Linked DNA regions of Homo sapiens: region 2 is linked to region 1. The links are chromatin loops, found by intact Hi-C in ENCODE. Cell type or tissue: adrenal gland. All regions are shown on one strand. Each heading gives the region's core, and the rest is flanking DNA. Links, peaks and the distances in the headings are about the cores only.

The links. Peaks named below come from ENCODE experiments on the same cell type or tissue, not always from the same donor. Only the 100,000 strongest peaks of a DNase experiment are listed, where the experiment ranks them.
Region 2: it touches region 1 in a loop (2.4-fold over the local background); 50 of 110 quality-filtered maps call a loop at or near these places.

The regions. Positions count from the first base shown.
Region 1 is chr7:136,004,493-136,015,189 of GRCh38, reverse strand. It overlaps a transcript of LOC105375523 not described here. Among named protein-coding and RNA genes, the nearest start is that of MTPN, 32 kb to the right of the region's middle. In adrenal gland, for the core only: a CTCF peak has its summit at 5,511 (motif pointing right); no DNase peak of the experiment used is centred there.
Region 2 is chr7:135,680,049-135,690,745 of GRCh38, reverse strand. It overlaps SLC13A4 (solute carrier family 13 member 4), which reads left to right. Exons shown (of 16, transcript NM_001318192.2): 14 at 5,063-5,224; 15 at 6,485-6,622; 16 at 9,046-9,515. The coding sequence ends at 9,183. LOC105375521 (a long non-coding RNA gene) reads right to left here and starts at 3,735. Exons shown (of 5, transcript XR_928021.3): 1 at 3,424-3,735; 2 at 1,718-1,842. In adrenal gland, for the core only: no CTCF peak of the experiment used is centred there; a DNase peak (open chromatin) is centred at 5,215; H3K27ac peaks cover 2,131 bases.

The DNA.
Region 1 (10,697 bases), core at 1,785-9,784:
CCCAATCATATGGATCTAACAGATGTAAGTAGGGAACTCACCATGATAAAATAGAAACTCTACCTGCTATTTAAGTGTTCATTCATTTACACAAAAATAGACCACACATTAGGCAACAAAGAAAATCTCAATTAATTCCAAAAGGTTAAAAACCATACATGTAAAATTCTCTAATCACAGTGTGATAAGTCTGGAAATGGATAACAAAAACAGAACAAAAACCCACATCATCTAGAAGTGTTTAAATTCTCTCTTAGGTGAACAAGAAGTCAAAGCAAATATTTCAACTAGGTAGGCAGAAAATAGTGATAACGAAAACAGATGATTAAAGCAGCATTGAGAGGAAAACTCATTAACTATAAATAATTGTTAAACAAAAGGTAAAAATAATTCAATCTAAGGAAATTAGAAAGCGCTACACATTAAAACTTAGATAATAACAGAAGGAATTAATGAAGATAATAGCAAAATAATGAATTAGAAACGAGAAATGATAGAATCAATACACATACTGAAGAACTAGTTATTTGAACATAAAAGTTAAACTACCTAATCAAAAAAAGTGAGGAGAAGAAAAAGCACAAATATATAAAATTGGATATTGGGAAAACAACCCCCAAATAACCACAAATAGAGTAAATTAAGAGAATTATAGAATACTATCCAGGTTTGGTGTCACATGCCTATAAGCCCAGCTACTCAGGAGGCTGAGATTGGGAGGACTGCTTGAGCCTGGGTGACAGGAATGAGACCCCGTCTCAAAAAAAAAAAAAAAAAAAAAAGGAATACTTTATTCCACTTCATGAATACAGGCTATTAGGCTGTAATATATGCAATCATCATTTTTATGGGTCAAGTAGAGTCACATATTGACAATTTCATATGGCTCAACCGACTATCTAAAAATTTAGATCAAATGGATGATAAGAATATGGCAAAATATAATTAAAACTTATCTACATGTATCTCCAAAAGTAAGTTAAACATTTGCTATGCTAAACAGTGAAATGTTATGAGTATTTCCATTTAAATCAGAAAGGAACAAAATCATTATGTTCACTAGCTTCACTGGTAAGAATTTCCTGTAAGTGCTAGCCAATCCAATTCATAATAATAGTTAACATTTATTGAATCCTGACACCAGGAATGATTGTAAATTTTTTATACATATTATCTCATTTTATGCCCCCCAATAACCCTATCCCCAGTTTGCTGACAGGGAAACTAAAATGCAGAGTGGTTAAGTAACTTCCCTGGGGTCAGAAAGAGAAAAAGTGGCAGAGTTAGGACCTGAATCTAGACTTACTGCAGGTTCATGATCTTAAATATAACTCTATTGTCTTCTACTATGTTCACAGCGTAAAGAAACAGGTGATGAAAATTGGAAAGGCAGAGACAAAATTGCATAAGATTTTACATTTGAAAAACACAAAATCAATCAAAAGCTATTCTAAGCTATTAGAATAAGAATATTCAGTAAAGTGACAAGTTACATTAATATCTGAAAGTCAATAGATTTTCTATATGCAAAAATTAGATGGATAGTGCATCATTTCTGTGTATCATTTAAATACATATTATATATTCTAAAAACCATCTTTTAAATAAACCTATATATTTACAGTAGCAAGAGAAAGATTTAAATATCTAGAATAAATTTAACTAAAAGTCGGCAGACCTTTACTGAAAAACAAAAAAAGGTATATCTCTGCTGAGATTTATAAAAGAAGACTTAAATAGAAAAACCTACCCTATTCATGGATAAAAAGCTTAAAGATGTCAATTCCATTTAATCTATAAATTTAGTGAGACCAAAAAAATTACTGAAAGCTTTTTAATCTTGTGAAATTGCAATTTTTTCTTTTGTATGATTTCATTGGTGAATCCTTTCAGAACAAAATTAAATAATAATGGTGAGAGTTGTTATCATCGTCTCACTTTTGACTTTCAGTTGAGGCACTTTTCACCATTAGTAATTATGCTTGCGTTTGATGATACCCACACCCATACAGTAATTTTTTAGTTACATTAAATAAACTCAACACTTCCTCGTTCTTATTTTACTGAACACGCTTGGGTCCCCTTCCACACTATGGAAGCTTTGCTCTTTCGCTCTTTGCAATGAATTTTGCTGCTGCTCACTCTTTGGGTCCACACTGCCTTTATGAGCTGTAACACTCACCTTGATGGTCTGCAGCTTCACTCCTGAAGCCAGCGAGACCACGAACCCACCAGGAGGAACGAACAACTCCAGACGCGCCACCTTAAGAGCTGTAACACTCACTGCGAAGGTCTGCAGCTTCACTCCTGAAGCCAGCAAGACCACGAACCCACAAGAAGGAAGAAACTCCGAACATATCCGAACATCAGAAGGAACAAACTCCGGACACCAACGCCTTTAAGAACTGTAACACTCACCGTGAGGGTCCGCGGCTTCATTCTTGAAGTCAGTGAGACCAAGAACCCCCCAATTCCGGACAAATATAAGAGTTAAGAAGAGAAACGCTTTGTTTCCTGTTAAAGATTTTGGGAAACTAACTGGGAAACCTAGCAAAAGCCTCCATAATCACATTAGTTTATTTCCTTTAGAAAAATCAGGTATATTTTTAAAGGATGCATGCATTTCCAGTATATACAATAATCCGTTTACAGTGGCTGATTACGGGGGTGGAGGAGGTAAGTAGTAAAACTGGGATTGGAGGCTGGGCGCAGTGATTCATGCCTGTAATCCCAATACTGTGGGAGGCCAAGGCAGGCGGATCACTTCAGATCAGGCATTCCAGACCAGCCTGGCCAACATGGTGAAACCCATATCTACTAAAAATACAAAAATTGCTGATCATGAGGTCAGGAGATCAAGACCGTCCCAGCTAACACGGTGAAACCCCTTCTCTACTAAACATACAAAAAGTTAGCCGGGCATGGTGGCAGGCGCCTGTAGTCCCAGCTACTTGGGAGGCTGAGACAAGAGAATTGTGTGAACCCACCAGGCGGAGCTTGCAGTGAGCCAAGACCACACCACTGCACTCCAGCCTGGGCAACAGAGAGAGATTCTGTCTCAAAAAATAAATGAAATGAAATAAAATAAAATAAAATACAAAAATTAGCAGGGCATGGGTGCGCATGCCTGTAATCCCAGCTATTCTAGAGGCTGAGTCAGGAGAATCCCTTGAACCTGGGAGGAGGAGGTTGGAGTGAGCCGAGATAGCACCACTGCACTCCAGCCTGGGCAACAGAGCAGGACTACGTCTCTAAATAAATAAATAAAAATGGGATTGGTGACGGTATCAATTTTCTATTGCTGCTATAATAAATTACCACAAATTTATTTGCTTACAGTTCTGGAGGCCAGAGATCCAAAACAAGTGCAAATCATGGTGTTAAATCATGGGCTATGTTCTTTTTGGAGGGTCTAAAGGAAAATTCGTTCTTTGTCGTTTCCTGCTTCTAGATGCCACCAGCAACCCCTGGCTCGTGTTCACCTTCCATCTTCAAAGACGGCAATCGCCTCACTTCTGCTTTTGTCAGCCCATCTTTTATTTAAAAGGACCCTGTGATTACACCTGAGGTTAGTCAGATAATCCAGAATAACCTCCCCATCTCAAAATTCTTAATTTAATCACACCTGCAAAGTCTCTTTTGCCAGATAAGGTAAGATATTCTCTTGTTCCAAGGATTAGGGAGTGGACGTCTTTGGGGCTCAGGGGAGAGTGATTATTCTGCCTACCACAGTGATGAAGGGGAAAAGAATAATATACAGCAAGAAAAGAATGCATTAAGAACCAGAGATAATAGCATGCCTCACCTGAAGTTAAAAATTCCATGTTTCCCCAGAGTGCCGACCAGCAATTCTCAGCATTGGCTGCACCCTGGAGTCACCTGAGAAGCTTTAAAACAGCCCACTATCCAGCCAACTCCCTGGACCAATTAAGTCAGAATCTCTGACTAGGCAGCATCAAGACTTTTTAATGCTTCTCAGGTGATTTCAATATGCAGTCAAGTTTGAAAAGCCCTGGAGTATCCACTTAGTGCTTGCTGAAGGCCTCTGCCTGTGGGTTTTTTTTATTCAAGAGGAAGTGCTCCTAGTTGGTGATGGGGCCTGCAGCTCTCCTGGTTGTCTGACTCCTACTTTGGATGTTTTCAACCCAATACTGCTTCCTCCACTCCATAGGAAAAGTCATTCTACCATTCATTCCCTCCAAGCTCTTCCTTCTCCTTGGTCACACCCATGTCTCCAGGCCATCAGGATCCAGCACACCATCTTACTGAATTCTCACCCCTATCTCATGATGTACACTGCTGCCTAAGACCCTTCTACCACCTTCCCAAACCTGCTTCCAAAGGGTAGTAGCAGTGTTCTGGTTTTCCGGAAAGTCCATTCTCACCTCCTCGACCCTGTCTCCCTTTTGCCCCTCCAGCATCCAGGATACCCAAAACAGGACAGAAGTAAGAAACATACAGATGCCTGCAGACCCCGAGGTAGAAATGAGGACAAGGAATGGAAGACAGAAGACAGGTGCAGAGGGAGCTATAAAAATTGAGCAGTCAGTTACAGACTGAGTGTGTTTGTGTGCATCTGTTAAACTACATGGGTGAAAAGTGGAAATCATTTTCATTATTGAAGAACTCCTAGAAAAGCTAACATTTTGTCCCAACTCTGTAACAAATACTACCAAGTAATTTTCATGAACTACTGATTACTTACCAAATTATTAAGCAGCACAAAGATAATTTTTCTGTCACATGAATGTGTGTGTGTGTGTGTGTGTGTGTATCAATAAACATCAGATTGGCAGGGTACAGTGGCTCACACCTGTAATCCCAGCACTGTGGGACGCCTAGACAGGTGGATCACTTGAGGTCAGGAGTTCAAGACCAGCCTGGCCAACGTGGTGAAACCCTGTCTCTACTAAAAATATAAAAATTAGCTGGGCATGGTGGTGTGTGCCTGTGGTCCCAGCTACTCAGGATGCTGAGGCAGGAGAATCACTGGAACCTGGGAGGTGGAGGTTGCAGTTGACCAAGATTGTGCCACTGCACTCCAGCCTCAGCCACAGAGCAAAAAAAAAAAAAAAAAAAAAAAAAATCAGATTAACTTGTCAGTTTCATTTGAGGTGATGCTTACTGTTGCTTATATTGTTCATATTACATATTCACAATTTGGTACTCAGGCTATAGTCATCTACTAACAACTTACAGAACTAATAGGGAACGTTAATTTAACATATCCATAATAATTTATAATACCAATGTCCAAATGCAGGGTAAGTTATAGGCTTTTAATATCATTCAGAATTTTCAGAGCGTGAGGTTCAGTTTTAAAGTCTGTTGTTTGATTTCCAATATATCCAATTAGTGCCAACTGAGTCCTTTCCTAGTCAGTGATTCTTCACAGAGCTTTTTACAAGATTTTATCCAATAAGGCATGACCTGGTCTAGAAACTAGAGTGATTAATTGAAATATTTTCAGTAAACTGCATGTTGCTATTCATAATGTAATATTCATTCTTCCAGCAGGGGGCTCTCTCACCATTAGAAGTACAGAAGGGGAAAGTTTAGGAAAATTATTTGTTCCTTCATTCATTTACTCGTTCAACAAAATGAGTTCTCACTAATCGCCAGACTTTGTGATATTTTCTAGGAATATAGTAGTGAAGGCTTTGTTCTCATGGAACTTAGAATCTGGTATTTCATTTTTGGCCACCTCCACTATAAATGATCTTTTTTTTTAAGTAAAAGTTGTTGTTCCTAGAACATTCATTTGGGGAGGGGGTGATTTTGGTTGCTGAGAAGGTAAGTGCTTTCGAAAAGGCTTTGAGTACACATTACTTTTGACTCTATTCTCCTTTGTGCTCTGAGAAGTGTACTCCTTCCTACAACTAGAAGAGAAATTGTCTCTGTTCCCTGGATAGCCCCTTCTCAGCTCCAGCCAATGCTGGGTTCCAAAAAGCAGTGACTAATCGAGGGGTAGAAGCTTACTGGACCAACAATTTCAAATTTCTAGACTTAGAATCTATTATTCTAAGAGTGATGAGGGAATTAAAAACAATATGCAAGACGCAGGGACTAAAAACATCATCAAATACAATGGTGGTTCAAGAAGCAATTTAAGAAAAATCAAAATTTTTCGGATCACATGTTTGTTTTCCTTCCAAATGAAAATAACATCATTGTGTCTTATGGGGGAAAAGAAGTCTTAAAACTTAGATCATCCACTTTAATAAACTTTAAAATGTGAATGAAAATGTTGTTTAATAAACCACTAAAACATCGACACCTGGGCACATTCAAGAGGTAAAGCATGATGGCAGCTTCCAGTCTTTCTTCTCTACATTTCAGGTTCGATGCAACTCAAAGGCCAGAGGATGTATGTTATTGATCTAGTGCCCAGCCATTCCATTTTGCAGATTGGACATCTAGAGCCCAGAGGGGATGCAGGACTTGTCCATGTCACACAGTAAGTTCTCAAAACATTTTATATTTTAGGCTCAGTTTTTAAAGATTGTGAAATCATAGCATCTTAGAGTTAAAGTGAATCTTGGGAAGTCAACCAATCCAATCTTCTGCCCAAAGTGAAAGTCACTTCAGTAGCTGAAGGATGAAAGGATGTCATCCAATGCAGTGACAGAGAGCTGACTGCCTTCCACTCCTCAAAGGGACCCATTTCTTTCATAAGAAAATCTCAGCATTATGAAAGTCTTACATCAGGCCCAAAGATAACTTCTCATTGTTTCTAGTTTCGTTGTCTGGATTTATATAAAAAGCTGCACTGTAATTATTTAAGAATAACCATCATAAATGCTGTTCTCTTTTCTAAGTAAAACATCCTCATTTTTTCAGCCATTTTCTAAATGCTATAGTTTCTCTTGACATCCTTAACTACATTTCATCCAGCTCTTAAAATTTGATGCGAAATGTGGTGTTACTACAGATAAATCTGACAAGCATTGAGTGCAGTGGGATGTACAAAGATACAAAGAATGTTCATTCCTCAGAAAACATATTCTACCTAGGGATGAGAAAATAAAGAGTACCCCTGAGCAACTAAAAGACAAACTGTCTCTCATGCCATTTCAACTCATTAAAGACTTTTTCAGTTTAGCCGGTTCTTGAATCTAAACAATAAGTATATATAAAACACACAAACTGAAAAAAAAAAAGACATTTCATCCATATGATAACAATACAAATCAACCCAGAAATTCCAAATGCCACCATCTTCCCACCCCAAGTTCCAGGTACTGGGCTCGGGATTAACTGGGTCCAGATGGATCAATAAATACTTAGAAGTTCAGTGTTCTCTTAAAAATTCGCCCTTGTCATCAAGCATATGTGCTCCGTCTCTAGAGAAATAACAATAAGGGATCTTTGGGTTCAAACGATAGGCCTACCTAGAAATCCACAAGGAGTCAACAATGAATATTGCTTCGATTAATAAACACTATTTGGATGTGTTTATGCAAATCAATGAGTGAAAAATACCCATTGCAATAATTTCCAAACAATGTCCAGTTCCTAAAATTAGTTTTAGCTAGTTAACCATGGTAAAAACTAATCTATTGTCCTCAATCCTGCTGAAACTCTTTATGACACTTCAAGCAGCTCAGTACTCTCTCAAAATAGCCCCAGATTGGAGGCCAGAATGTCAAGATGGGCAGATGCTCAGAGTTTAACATGAGCCTCTAACAACCTATGTGGATCATGCATCCTTTCAGGCAGAAACCAGCCACAGGCTCACCTACTGTCAGTGTATCAGGAGAGAGTTTCACAGGCATACAGGGACCATATTCACTGGGTCAAAATTAGCTAACTTATGGGAACAATGTAATAATATGTTTGAATTAGTACCCTCAGAAAATTTAAAAGTCAGGTTTTAACACGTATGCCAATTTAAACTTGGGCATGTTAAGTTTACTAAGATCCTTAAGGCATAAGTCATTAAAATATTGCATGCATACTCAATTTACTGTCTTTGAAGGCATGGGACATAAAGATGATAGTTCATTGTATACCTAGTGCAATCTACTGAGTGTCTTACATAAACTATTTTATTTTGTGTTTGTAACAAATCTTTTCACATAGGTACTTTACTGATCTGCATTCTTCAGATGAAGAAACTGAGTTTTAGAGAAGTGAATTCACTCACCCAAGGCCACTTAGCTAAGAAGAGATGGCAGAACTGGGATTTGATTCCGGGTCTGCCTCTACAGTTTCTGCTGAACACCACTCTTTACAGAGTGTGCCTCTCACTAAGGAAGAGAGGATCTGGATGATGCTCTGTGTCTTCTACCTGGAAAGAATAAAAACTATCTGGGGTGGAAAGGACTCTTTTCCACTTTTGACAATTCCCTTAAACACCAAACCAAATATAAATACCCACTTTCTTAACATTTATTTTTGAAAATCCTAAAATCTCCTTAAAATCAATATTGAGATCCAAATCCATTAGTTTTCCTGCACAGTGGTGGTTTCATGCAATGAAATTTTACAGAGCTGAAGTCAAAAAACTTCAACCTCACCAGATACTACTGTGCATATGTTATTCTCTGAAACTCTACTCCCTCAACTCTGGGATAAAAATAATATTACCAACTCCCTGAAGCTGTTCTACATATTAAATAAGAATAATATATGTTGTATTAGTCCATTTTTATGCTGCTGATAAAGACATACCCAAGACTGGGTAATTTATAAAGAAAAAGAGGTTTAGTGGACTCACAGTTCCACGAGGGAGGTCTCACAATCATGGCGGCGGGTGGAAGGCATGTCTTACATGGTGGCAGGCAAGAGGGAAATGAGAGAGCATGTGCAGGAAACTCCTCTTTATAAAACCATCAGATCTAGTGAGACCTATTCACTATCAGGAGAACAGCACAAGAAAGACCCCCCCTCATGACTCAATTACCTCCCATGGGGTCCTTCCCACAACACATGGGAATTATGGGAGCCACAATTCAAGATGAGATTTGGGTGAGGACACAGCCAAACCATATCAGATGTGAAAAATATTTTACAAAATTCTCTACAAATATTGTTATTATTATTACCTTTCTATTTCTTTCTTTTTTTTTTTGAGACGGAGTCTTGCTCTGTCGCCCAGGCTGGAGTGCAGTGGCACGATCTCAGCTCACTGCAAGCTCCGCCTCCTGGGTTCACCCGCCATTCTCCTGCTTCAGCCTCCCGAGTAGCTGGGACTACAGGCGCCTGCCACCACGCCTGGCTAATTTTTTTTTATTTTTTTTTATTTTTAGTAGAGACGGGGTTTCATCGTGTTAGCCAGGATGGTCTCGATCTCCTGACCTTGTGATCCACCTGCCTCGGCCTCCCAAAGTGTACCTTTCTATTTATTTCTATAATTTTGTACTTTAGTCATAAAATGTAACAATCTAGAATATTTTCATATTTCTACCTTTATCATGGCTAGGCAATAACAAGGTTTCAATAGAGCAAAAGAATTTCCAAATGTTAATTTTCATAGTTTGCCAAACATACAATAAAAAAATGCTTAAACTATATTGCTCCTGCCATTTTATTTTGCTTGTTTTAACAAGTACAGAGAATATTACATTTAGCTAAGAATGATTTCAGATTAACTTCTCTTACATAAAGCAATCAACTTTTATAATATATATGTGGCAGGTAATAAGCACATAAATGTAATTGCTTTTTAAGAAATATTTGTTTTCAGTGTGGGTTTCAGAGTAAGGTGGAAGACTAAATTATATTATTTTAAATGGCCTCAGTCAGCTAAAACTCTCAGTATCAGTAATAGATTGGGAAATGGAAGCATAGTCATAGAAAAAGGAAAATGAATTTTTAAAAGCATTACACCTCAAACTCGATCATTCTTTCCTATAATGAACACAACAGTCTAGTATTGCAATAAAATTAACAATCACATTTCATAGTATTTCTATATATAGTTACACGTACTCTGTTATTATAACATTTTATTTTATTTTATTTTATTTTATTGTTTTTTGAGATGGAGTCTCACTCTGTCACCCAGGCTGGAGTGCAGTGCTGCAATCTTGGCTCACTGCAACCTCCACCTCCCAGGCTCAAGCAATTCTCCTGCTTCAGCCTCCTTGGTAGCTGGGACTACAGGTGTGCACCACCACATCTGGCTAATTTTTTGCATTTTTAGTAGAGACAGGGTTTTGCCATGTTGGCCAGGCTGGTCTCGAACTCCTGGCTTCAAGTGATTCACCTGCCTTGGCTTCCCAAAGTGCTGGAATTACAGGCGTGAGCCACCATGCCTGGCCAGTTATTATAACATTTAAAAATAGATTTTATTCCAAAGTTTTCTTTTTTATAACCAAGAAACAAAGTACATATGTGTTCATTCTGATGCTAACTTAAAACTGAATTTCTCTCATTCCGTACCTTTTTAACTTTATGTCTGAAGAAAAAAAAACCTGCGTGTTTAGGAAATGCTATTCCATTTACTCCTGCAAAGCCCTTCCCAGCTCTACATGTCTGACTTACAATTGAGGGGGCCTCCATTTCCATTTCCTCTGCCTTTACACTGGTACTAAGTTCTAATCTTGGAATTTCCTTACTCCAAAGTCAGCTGTTATTTGCTGTGTCCCCCTCCCGCCAGTCTCTATTCTGTCCTGCTGCATTTCAGCTGGTTACCTTATGCATCCAATTCTCTGCGGGCCAACGGTTCCCTTTATAGATCTTATAAAAGACAA
Region 2 (10,697 bases), core at 1,344-9,343, 320 kb after region 1:
TGTCCTCTGCTGCCCTAAGCTTCTCAGCGCTACTAGGAACAGAGGAACAGATGGGCTGTGCCACACAGTCATGACACATGGGCATTGATAGTTCATCTATGGGGCCCATGCTGCTACAAGCAAAAGGTTTATTGGAGTTTGCAGCCATCTCCTTCTGGGATTTGACAGTGGCAATAGGAGATGGTAACAGGAGATAGACATAGGTAATAGGTAATAGGAGTGGTAATAGGCGATCTCTGTAAGGGACCAGAGATGCTCCAAGTGACACATGGTGAACTGTCTGTCCACAATACATAGACTGAGCCCCTTTGGAAAATCTAGGCTAAAGCTGATGTAAATGCTTCTTGATTTTCTGACTGGGAGGATTTTGGATGAGATCTTTTAAGTGGGGTGGGGATGTGAGGGGATGATTGAATTTCCTAAAGTGTTAGCCCTCCATAAAATAGAAAACAATCTTAAGAATGAATTAGGTTAAGGTTCAGACTATTTCTCCCTCCATCTCATCTACATGCATTATCCCATGCTAAACTTGGTTCTCTTTTTTTTTTTTTTTTTTTTTTTTTTTGAGACAGAGTCTCACTCTGTCACCTAGGCTGGAGTGCAGTGGCGCCATCTCTGCTCACTGCAACCCCTGCCTCCCAGGTTCAAGCAATTCTCATGCCTCAGCCTCCCAAATAGCTGGGATCACAAGCACACGCCACCACACCCAGCTTAATTTTTGTATTTTTAGTAGAGATGGAGTTTCACCATGTTGGCCAGGCTGGTCTTGAACTCCTGGCCTCAAGTGATCCACCCACCTTGGCCTCCCAAAGTACTGGGATTACAGGCATGAGCCACTGTGCCCGGCTTGGTTCACTTTTCATGGCCCAAAATACTATCTGCATTATTAATAATAAGGTCACAGAATACTCCACTAAGGAGAACCTTAGAAAACAATGAGTCCTATCTCCTGCCCATGGTGAGATTCCCCTCCATGGCACTTCTGGCTTGGACACTTCCAGTGACAAGGTACTCCCTGGGCAGGGAACAAAGAATAATTGTTCCTTATTTTCAGCTCAGGTCTTCTGCATGTTGTCTGTCCACTGTTGGCTCTAGCTCTGTTCTCTGGGACCCTCTCCTAGATAATAATTATTAACATGAAAAAATCAAGTAGTAGTGACCCATACCATCTGGTCTCTCTCCTCAGGACTCACTACACTTGGCCTTATTCAAACATAGTCTATGGGGTGGTCAGTCTACTGCCAAGTAGAGTAGTTATATTACCCAAGCCCCATCTCTCACCTCTGATTCAAGCAGCACCCTGCATTTTTATGGAAGCTTTTATAAAGCATCCTTGGCACTCATGTCAACAATTATATTAAAACTGCAGTCAATTAGAACCCTTCATTCTTTTTAACTGTTCATCATTACTGGACCTTCACCCCATCCTATATATATGCCATCAATATTTCTCATTCCAAGTTCGGGATATTTATATTTATCTTTATTGAATTTCAGTTGTTAGTTTTGGCCTCTGACAAGATTGGCCTGGCAAGATTTTATTTTTTTTTTTAACCAAAATTGGGCTGGGCACAGTGGCTCATGTCTGTAATCCCAGCACTTTGGGAGGCCATGGCGGGAGGATTGCTTGAGTCCAGGAGTTTGAGACTAGCCTGGGCAACATAGTAAGATCCTATCTCTACAAAAACAAAAGTTAGCCCAGTGTGGTGGTGCGTACCTGTAGTCCCAGCTACTCAGGAGGTTGAAGTGAGAGGATCGCTTGAGCCCAGGAGTTCAAAGCTGCAGTGAGCCAAGATCCCACCATTGCACTCCAGCCTGGGAGACAGAGGGAGACCCTATCCCCTGCCACCAAAACAAAAAACAAGAACAAAAACAAAAAAAAAACAATAAAAACAAAATTGTGCACATATTAGAGATAGTACAGTTATTTCTGTAAAGCCTACTGCCTCTACTAATTTTAATAATAATTTAGGTAGCATATATGTGATTCCTACAGAGTTTGAAATAATTTCAGTTTTGACATTAGTGAAGAAAATCCATTGTAAAATGTTTTCATACCAAGAGTTTAAAGAATTAAGACTTCCTTTGATTGTGTTTTTGTCTAACTTTGAAGTCTAATTTATTTCAAATCATAGTATAAAATAGTTCTGCTGGAAAAATAATTGCCAATAAATTATTTCACTTTACTAGGCCGGGCATGGTGACTCACGCCTGTAATCCCAGCACTTAAGGAGGGTGAGGCAGGAGGATCACTTGAGGCCAGGAGTTTGAGGCTAGCCTGGCCAACATGGTGAAACGTTGTCTCTACTAAAAATACAAAAATTAGTTAGGCGTGGTGGCGGACACTTTTAATCCCAGCTACTTGGGAGGCTGAGGCAGGAGAATCACTTGAACCCAGGAGGAGGAGGTTGCAGTGAGCCGAGATCGTGCCACTGCATTCCAGCCTGGGTGACAAAAGCAAAACTCCAGGGACTGGGCACAGTGGATCATGCCTGTAATCCCAGCACTTGGGGAGGCCAAGGTGGGTGGATCACCTGAGATCAGGAGTTTGAGACCAGCCTGGCCAACATGGTGAAACCTCGTCTCTACTAAAAATACAAAAATTAGCCGGGTGTGGTGGCACGCGCCTGTAATCCCAGCTACTTGGGAGGCTGAGGCCAGAGAATTGCTTGAACCTGGGAGGCAGAGGTTGTGGTGAGCCGAGATCGCACCACTGCACTCCAGCCTGGGCGACAGAGTGAGACTTCCTCTCAAAAAAAAAAAAAAATTTAGCCGGGGATGGTGGCACATGCCTGTAATCCCAGCTACCCAAGAGGCTGAGGCATGAGAATCATTTGGACCCGGGAGGCAGAGGTTGCAGTGAGCTGAGATGGTGCCACTGCACTCCAGCTTGGGTGACAGAGCACAACTCTGTCTCAAAAAGAAAAAAAAAATTATTTCACTTTACTTACCAGTACTATTTGGATAACGTTAAGTAAAACTCCATCTCTTTATATAATGTACCATTTCCATTCAACTAACTGCTGTTCCTCCCCTGCCTCTGTCCAATGAGCAAGGTTTAATGTGTTACCAGAGGGAACAATTAAAGAGTTCCTGGAGGCCTTGGGGCTCTGAAACAAGCATTAATTGATGCAGTCTGCACATATTGGGTTTGTAAGCTCTCAGTGAGTTGAGAGGAAAAAAAGGAAGAAAAGTTCTACAAGGTGAAGTGGCTACAACAGAGAGAATTCTGAAGGCCTTTGGTCCTCAGTTGTCTATGAGCTTGCCAGGAGGTGGCCAGGGTACTGTAGAGATGAAATGAGCTTTTGATGAATTTGGAAGAGAGGAGAAAAAGTAACATGCTGGCAGTGTAGGGAAGGCGGTATTTAATAGTAAAACATGTGTAGCAGGACTTAAGAGCTTGAGGAATCATAAATGTCTCACCTTCCTTTCTGTCCCTGCTCTCCATATTGTCATTGCATTCGCAGTTTCTAGGGTACCATGGGAAAAGGCAGAGCCTGTCACCATAGAAGAGAGAGAGGAAGGGAGGCAGGATGCATATGGCAACCTGGAGTTTTTAATACAAAACTCAATGATACCTTTCATTTTTTAGGAGAGGGAGGTAGCCCTCCCTATTTGCAGGTGAACATCTTCCAACCAAATGAATCATTCCAAGTGGGAATATTTATTCATTTATTTTTTATTTTTTTGAGACAGAGTCTCACTCTGTCACCCAGGCTGGAGTGCAATGGCACAATCTCGGTTCACTGCAACCTCTGCCTCCCGGGTTCAAGCAATTCTCCTGCCTCTGCCTCCTGAATAGCTGGGATTACAGGCGCGTGCCACCACACCTAGCTAATTTTTGTATTTTTAGTAAAGGTGGGCTTTCACCACATTGGCCAGGCTGGTCTCAAACTCCTGACTTCAAGTGACCTACCTTCCTCAGCCTCCTAAAGTGCTGGTATTACAGGTGTGAGCTACCTCACCCAGCCAGAATGTTCATTTATTTAAGTGGATGTGTGTAACTGTTGCTAGTGGAATAAATTCAGGACGGTCAATATGCCTTCATATCTGTGTCTTCAAAAAGCACTGGCAGGCCAGGTGCGGTGGCTCACACCTATAATCCCAGCACTTTGGGAGACCAACGTGGGAGAATCGCTTAAGCCCAGGTCTGTTTGAGACAGGCCTGGGCAACATGGAAAGACTCTGTCTCTACAAATAAAAAGAGCAGGGCGTGATGGTATGTGCCTGTGGTCCCAGCTACTTGGAAGGCTGAGGTGGGAGGATTGCTTGAACCCAGGAGGTTGAGACTGCAGTGAGCTGTGATCATGCTGCTGCACTCATCCTGGACCCTGGGCAATAGAGCAAGACCCTCCTCTTAATTAAAAAAAAATTCCTGACAGATAGTAGAACTAATGTCAGCCATGATGAGATTTGAACCTAAAACAGGTTGGGGCTGAATGACCAGCCTCTATGGCACTTAAGAGGCACCTTCTCCACTAAGTGGAAATAGACTTTTATCCCCCTCTACTTTATTACTCCTGTAAAACCTCCAGTGCTCAGCCCTGCCTGTTCATCTCCTTAAAAACACAGGAAAGGCTACTATCCACAGATGTTGATAAATTTTTCCCTTTTTTAGGTAACAAAATAAACTGGTTTCAAAAGCAGATTAAATGGCTATACTTGGCACTCTGTGAAGGGCATTGTCGAATCAATGCACAGGGTAAGGATGTCAGAGGCTAGAGAAAGGGTAACGAGACTGAAGTTGAGGAGCAAAGATCTCCAACCTCTGACAAGTTGTCATGGCAAAGTCCTAAGAAGGATCATGGCAATTAGGGTGGCTCTCCATGTCCCATGACGAAACCCAAACACTGAATGTTGTGCAATCATAAAAACCAATTTTCTGAACTACAAAAATGATCGAACCATAAAAATCAGGAACACCTCTGGTTCCAGTCAGACTAAAGATCAGAGGATCCCTGGTCGTCCAGCCTTCCAACATCCCTGACCTTCTGAAGTCTAAGATCTCTAGCTGGGATGTGCTTCTTCTCCTTTCTTCTTACTGTAACACCTCTTCCTACAGAGCTCTGGCCTCTCTACATGGATTGGGAACCAGATGTTGTCCCTGAGCAGCCTCCCACCGTGGGCTGTCACCCTGCTGGCATGCATCCTCGTGTCCATTGTCACTGAGTTTGTGAGCAACCCAGCAACCATCACCATCTTCCTGCCCATCCTGTGCAGCCTGGTGAGTAATGCGGAGCTCCCAGACATCCAGACAGGCTGTCCCAGGGGCCTGGAGTGGCAGGCCTGGCTCAGGGCAGCTTCCGTAGCTGTAGGCTCTCCTCTGGTTACTGCCCACAGCCTTCACTAATTGGTGTTCAATTCCTATTTTGAAAAATGAAGTTTTTCAAATAGCAACTAGTAAATAAAAAGATACACTAATAAATCATAGCAAGAGTTCTAGAAACCTTTGTCCAAAAGAGTAGGATTAGTTTAGGGGCAGCCCTGAGTGGAAACCAAAGAACATACAAAATAATATTCAAACCCTATCATTTCAATTCCCCGCAATCATTATCAACCTTTCTCTCCTGAGATAAAACCTGAGTAGGGCCAAAGAGGTAGCCACAGAAAATGGAGGTAAAACACACACAGCTGAAAAGACTGAGCTCACAACTCAGACAATCATCACAGCCTCCACTGAGTTTCACTGTCCTCCGGGAAGTTCTGAGGATTGGGAGCAAGGTCAGCTTTGCTCCACAACCTCAGACCAATTTGTTGTGAATAGAATAAGGGAGGGGAGCAACGGCCAGATCTTAGCCTGGCCAAGCAGCCGGAAAGGTGATGCATCTGACCCAATGCTTCATCTGTCCCATTCTGGGAGGCAGAATCCAGGAAATGAAGGCCCCTCCTGACCCCAGCAACATAGTCTCCTACTGCTCTTTCTAACCCCAGAGCCATACTCTCTGCTCATTGCTCAGATGACCCCAACTTCTCCCTTCCGTCATCTTGCTCCTGCGAGCAACAGAGTGCAGTTAAAACTTGGCAACATTGAGAGCAGGACCATGGATTCAAATCCCATATAAAACAATTATCTTCCCTAGGAAAAAAAAAAAAAAAAAACCACCTTAGTTCTGTACCCTAAGACTGAGGAATCCCCACTTCAATCAAAGCAACCTATTCATGAGATTTGAGTTTAAGGAAAGGAAGTCTCAGCTAAAGAATAAAGTTTAGGAACCAATTCCTTAGAATAACACCAAAAAAATCAAACATCCCTTCTAGGGAGTAACTCAAAGCCATATTTCCATGTGGAGCAAGTAAGCAGCATCAGCCTATTCAGGTTGTCAAGGGACTGCATGCCCCAGAGGGCAGAGACCTAACTACCCCTCCACATAGTGTCCTGCTAAGGTTAGCCAGCACCAAGTCATCATTAAAGCATGCTCCTGACATTAAGCACAGGAAATGCAAGCCTAATCTCGTGAATGTTTCTGTGAATTCTCTCTTCTAGTCTGAAACGCTGCACATTAACCCCCTCTACACCCTGATCCCAGTCACCATGTGCATCTCCTTTGCAGTGATGCTGCCTGTGGGCAATCCCCCTAATGCCATCGTCTTCAGCTATGGGCACTGCCAGATCAAAGATATGGTGAGTTGGGGTGCCCTCTCCCTGCCAGGCCCAGCTGCCATGAGGACAGGGATGACAGCTCTGCAGCCTTCTTTCAAAGCTTATTTTGTAGCAGTGTCCCTGGCCTGTCAATGCTAAACCCAGTGTGGTAGCAAGAATAGCACCTATAAAAAGGTTTTTGTTGGTCTATAAGCACCAAGGATAGCAAGAATGTGCTCTCCCCAACCCTTCCCTGGAAGGAAGTGGGTACCTAGGTAGAGAAAGCTGGAACAGACAGGCTGTGGCCCAGTTCCAGAAGGCATGAGCCTGTGCAAACAAGTTTTGCCTTCGTTTCTTCATTAGGCCAGTGGAGACATTCATTGAGAAAGCTACTGGTTTATTCACAGAAGATGAGAATGAGGAAGTGTATGAACCTAGGGTGAAAGGTATTTTGAGAAAACAGGATTCTTCTGCTCAACTCACCCTCCACCCCGGCCCAGGCAAGAAACCCCTGAAGCAACAATGGAAAATGAAGCGTCCACCATTCATTTTCATTTTCAGCTGGGCTCACAAAAGATGGCTTTGAGATATTTTGCTGCTGACTTTAGCACTGGGCCTATCTACCTTCTACTCCTCTACCTATACACCTGCTGCTATACTTAGTATCCAGGGCTGAGCGGGGGGGGAGAGGATGGAAAACACTGATACGAATTACTGATGGTCTGACAATTTTTTTTCATGGGAGCCAAATTTGTTCTCGGGCAGCCCTGTAAAGTAACAAATAGAGGAAAGGAAGAAAAAGTTTCAGGCTGGTGGCAGATATTCAGGTCCTTTTTTATCCTTTTTTTTTTTTTTTTTTTTTTTTTTTTGAGACAGAATCTCACTCTCACCCAGGCTGGAGTTCAGTGGTGCGATCTCGGCTCACTGCAACCTCTGCCTCCCAGGTTCAAGTGATTCTCATGCCTCAACCTCCAGAGTACCTTGGACTACAGGTGTGCGCCTCCATGCCCAGCTAATTTTTGTATTTTTAGTAGAGATGGGGTTTCACCATGTTGGTCAGGCTGGTCTTGAACTACTGGCTTCAGATGATCTGCCTGCCTTGGCCTCCCAAAGTGCTGGCATTACAGGTGTGAGTCACTGCTCTCAGCCTATTCAGGTCCTTTCGACTGTTCGAACTGCTCATCTAAGTCATCCGTGATACTTCCTTGAATGGAGTGTCCCAGCCATCCCTCTCCCCTCCCATCTTACTGCGTAACCCTCAGTCTGCTCACGCTGAGCTCTACCCCAGCTCTCCTGTCTCCCGCTTCCTCTGCTGTGTGCCCCCACCACTGACCCCTAGCTTTCTACACTGGAATCAAATGATCAGAGGCAGTAATTTTCAAAGGTACCAGGTGACAAGAAGTGAGCCAGTCTTGGGCACTATTCCCAGCTTGGGCACTACCTTGACTTCAATTTCCTCATCTGCTAAATGATGAGGTTCCAGCTGGATGCTCCATGGGGTCCCTTTCAACTCTAACACTCCTTAATTTAGCCCTGCTAGAACCTGCCCTCTCACCTGTGGGGAAACATGGGCTGTCCTCCATGCCAAAATGCCCAGGGGGCCCCGACCAGACGGCAGGAGAGAGAGGACACGTCTAGCCATTTGCTTGAAACAATTTCCCAGCATCCACTTTCCCCTTGCAATTTTCCCAACTTAATGCCAGCTAGTGACTTGTCTTGGCTACATGCTATATGCCTGGTTACTCCTTGGGAAGATGCCAGCTATCCTTACAGGACACATTTTTCCATCTGGCTCTGCCAGCCCACCATCTCTCACATCCCCCACTTCAGCCTGTGGGTGTCAATGTCAAGGCAGAAGTGAAAAGGGTCAGTCACTGAGGTGTAATTCCCTCAGAGGAAAGAAGCAAAGGCTCCATTCCAGCTAGCATGCCTGTGTCCCCTTCTTGAGGAAGAGCTGAGCAGAGGCAGCTAAACCGTTTCCCCAAGTGAACTCAAGGTACACTATTTCCATGAGCTGTTCCTTAAAAAAAGGTAACAGTAGCAAAGGCTTCATGTAATATAGCCCCTCGTACAAGTTCCCTGTATTAACGCATCGGGGCTCTGAGAAGTTCCTGCTTTACAGAGATCTGGTTAGTTTTGTTTAGCACATTTCCCTATCAGTGAGCTGCAGAAATACCTCTTCACGTTCCACAGAGTGGGTGTTCCAAGTAACTAACATACCTTCTAGGCTTCCACTTGAAATCTAGTGAGAGTGCTGTAAGCATGAAGTGGAGATGACTCTAATTGTCCCTTTCCCGCCTTTCCACAGTCCTGTGCACCCTACAAGGCAATGCTAGAGCACCCCAGGCAGCAACTGGGAACTAATCTGGGCCACAAGGCATAGGCTGCAGGAACAGAAGGGGGACTTGGGGATCTGTGCTGCTGCTGGTCAGAGTGACTAGGGTGTGCTGGTTTGTGTCCTGCAGGTGAAAGCTGGCCTGGGAGTCAACGTTATTGGACTGGTGATAGTAATGGTGGCCATCAACACCTGGGGAGTTAGCCTCTTCCACCTGGACACTTACCCAGCATGGGCGAGGGTCAGCAACATCACTGATCAAGCCTAACGCCAAGTGTACAAACTGGCCCAACCACAGGAGCTGCCAGTATCCAGCAGTATCTGGACCACAGGCAAAGAAAACCACTAGGACCACCAGGAGCACACAACCCCAGACCCACGCCGGAGGGCATCCCTCCACCAGAAGATTCCGCCACCTCAAGTGAACTGCAGGAATCCTCCAACAACCACAAACACATGCTTCGCTGTTAGTGTCTTCTTCCTGCCCTCAGCACCACAGCTCAAGAAAACCTAAAGTTTCAATACAAGCCATAGGCTCACAGAAAAAGAAAAAGAAAATAAAAATTAAATTAAAAAAAAAGAAGACAAAGAAAACCTAAAGTTGTATCTAGTCTTTGTAATCCATTCATTCTGAAGACAGGAAAAGAAAGCCTGTCTTAGTCACCCTTCGGAGGCTAAGCCTTGCAAACTCACTAGGTTTTATGTTATTCTTAATACCTTCTTAGGAGTAGAAAGATACCCAAGTCATCCTACCAAGGCAGAGTGAAACCAGTGACATCTTTTTTGTGGGAAACCTCACCCAGACCTCGAAACCTAATGTCAGCTCCTTTCTCTCTCTCTCTTTTTTTTTTTTTTTTTTTTTGAGATGGAGTCTCGTTCTGTTGCCCAGGCTGGAGTGCAGTGACACGATCTCAGCTCACTGCAACCTCCACTCCCAGGTTCAAGCGATTCTACTGTCTCAACCTCCTGAGTAGCTGGGACTACAGGCATGTGCCACAACGCCCAGCTGGTTTTCTGTATTTTTAGTAGAGATGGGGTTTCACCATGTTGGCCAGGCTGGTCTCCAACTCCTGACCTCAGGTGATCCACCTGCCTCAGCCTCCCAAAGTGCTGGGATTACAGGTGTGAGCCACCACGCCCGGCCATCAGCTCCTTTCTCTTAAGTGCTTCTATCCTAAGTTCTCTCCACAAGAAGGCATTCTTAGTAGGTCTTCCTCATGGCAATTAGTACTCTTTCATCACCACTTTCATTCCCTTTTAAGCATCTCTCCTCAATGGCTCCCCTTTACCTTGGCACCAAATTCCCATATAGTGTTCCCTTTCAGAAAGAGGCTGGTGTTGTTCTATTAGTCAAAGGAAAGGGAAGTCGGCCGGGCGCGGTGGCTCACGCCTATAATCCCAGCACTTTGGGAGGCTGAGGCAAGCGGACCATGAGGTCAGGAGTTCGAGGCCAGCCTGACCAACAGGGTTTTAGTAGAGTGAAACCCCGACTCTACTAAAAATACAAAAATTAGCCGGGCGTGGTGGTGCACGCCTGTAATCCCAGCTACTCAGGAGGCTGAGGCAGAAGAATCGCTTGAACCCAGGAGGCAGAGGTTGCAGTGAGCTGAGATCGCACCACTGCACTCCAGCCTGGGCGACAGAGCGAGGCTCCGTCTCAAAAGGAAAGGGAAGTCAAGAAAGAAGATACATTGAGATTAACATCTCTCTCTCCACCTGTCACTAACCAGAAATACTATTGCCTTGGTTAAGTTTTGGGAGGGAGGGAAAACTTTCCTATGT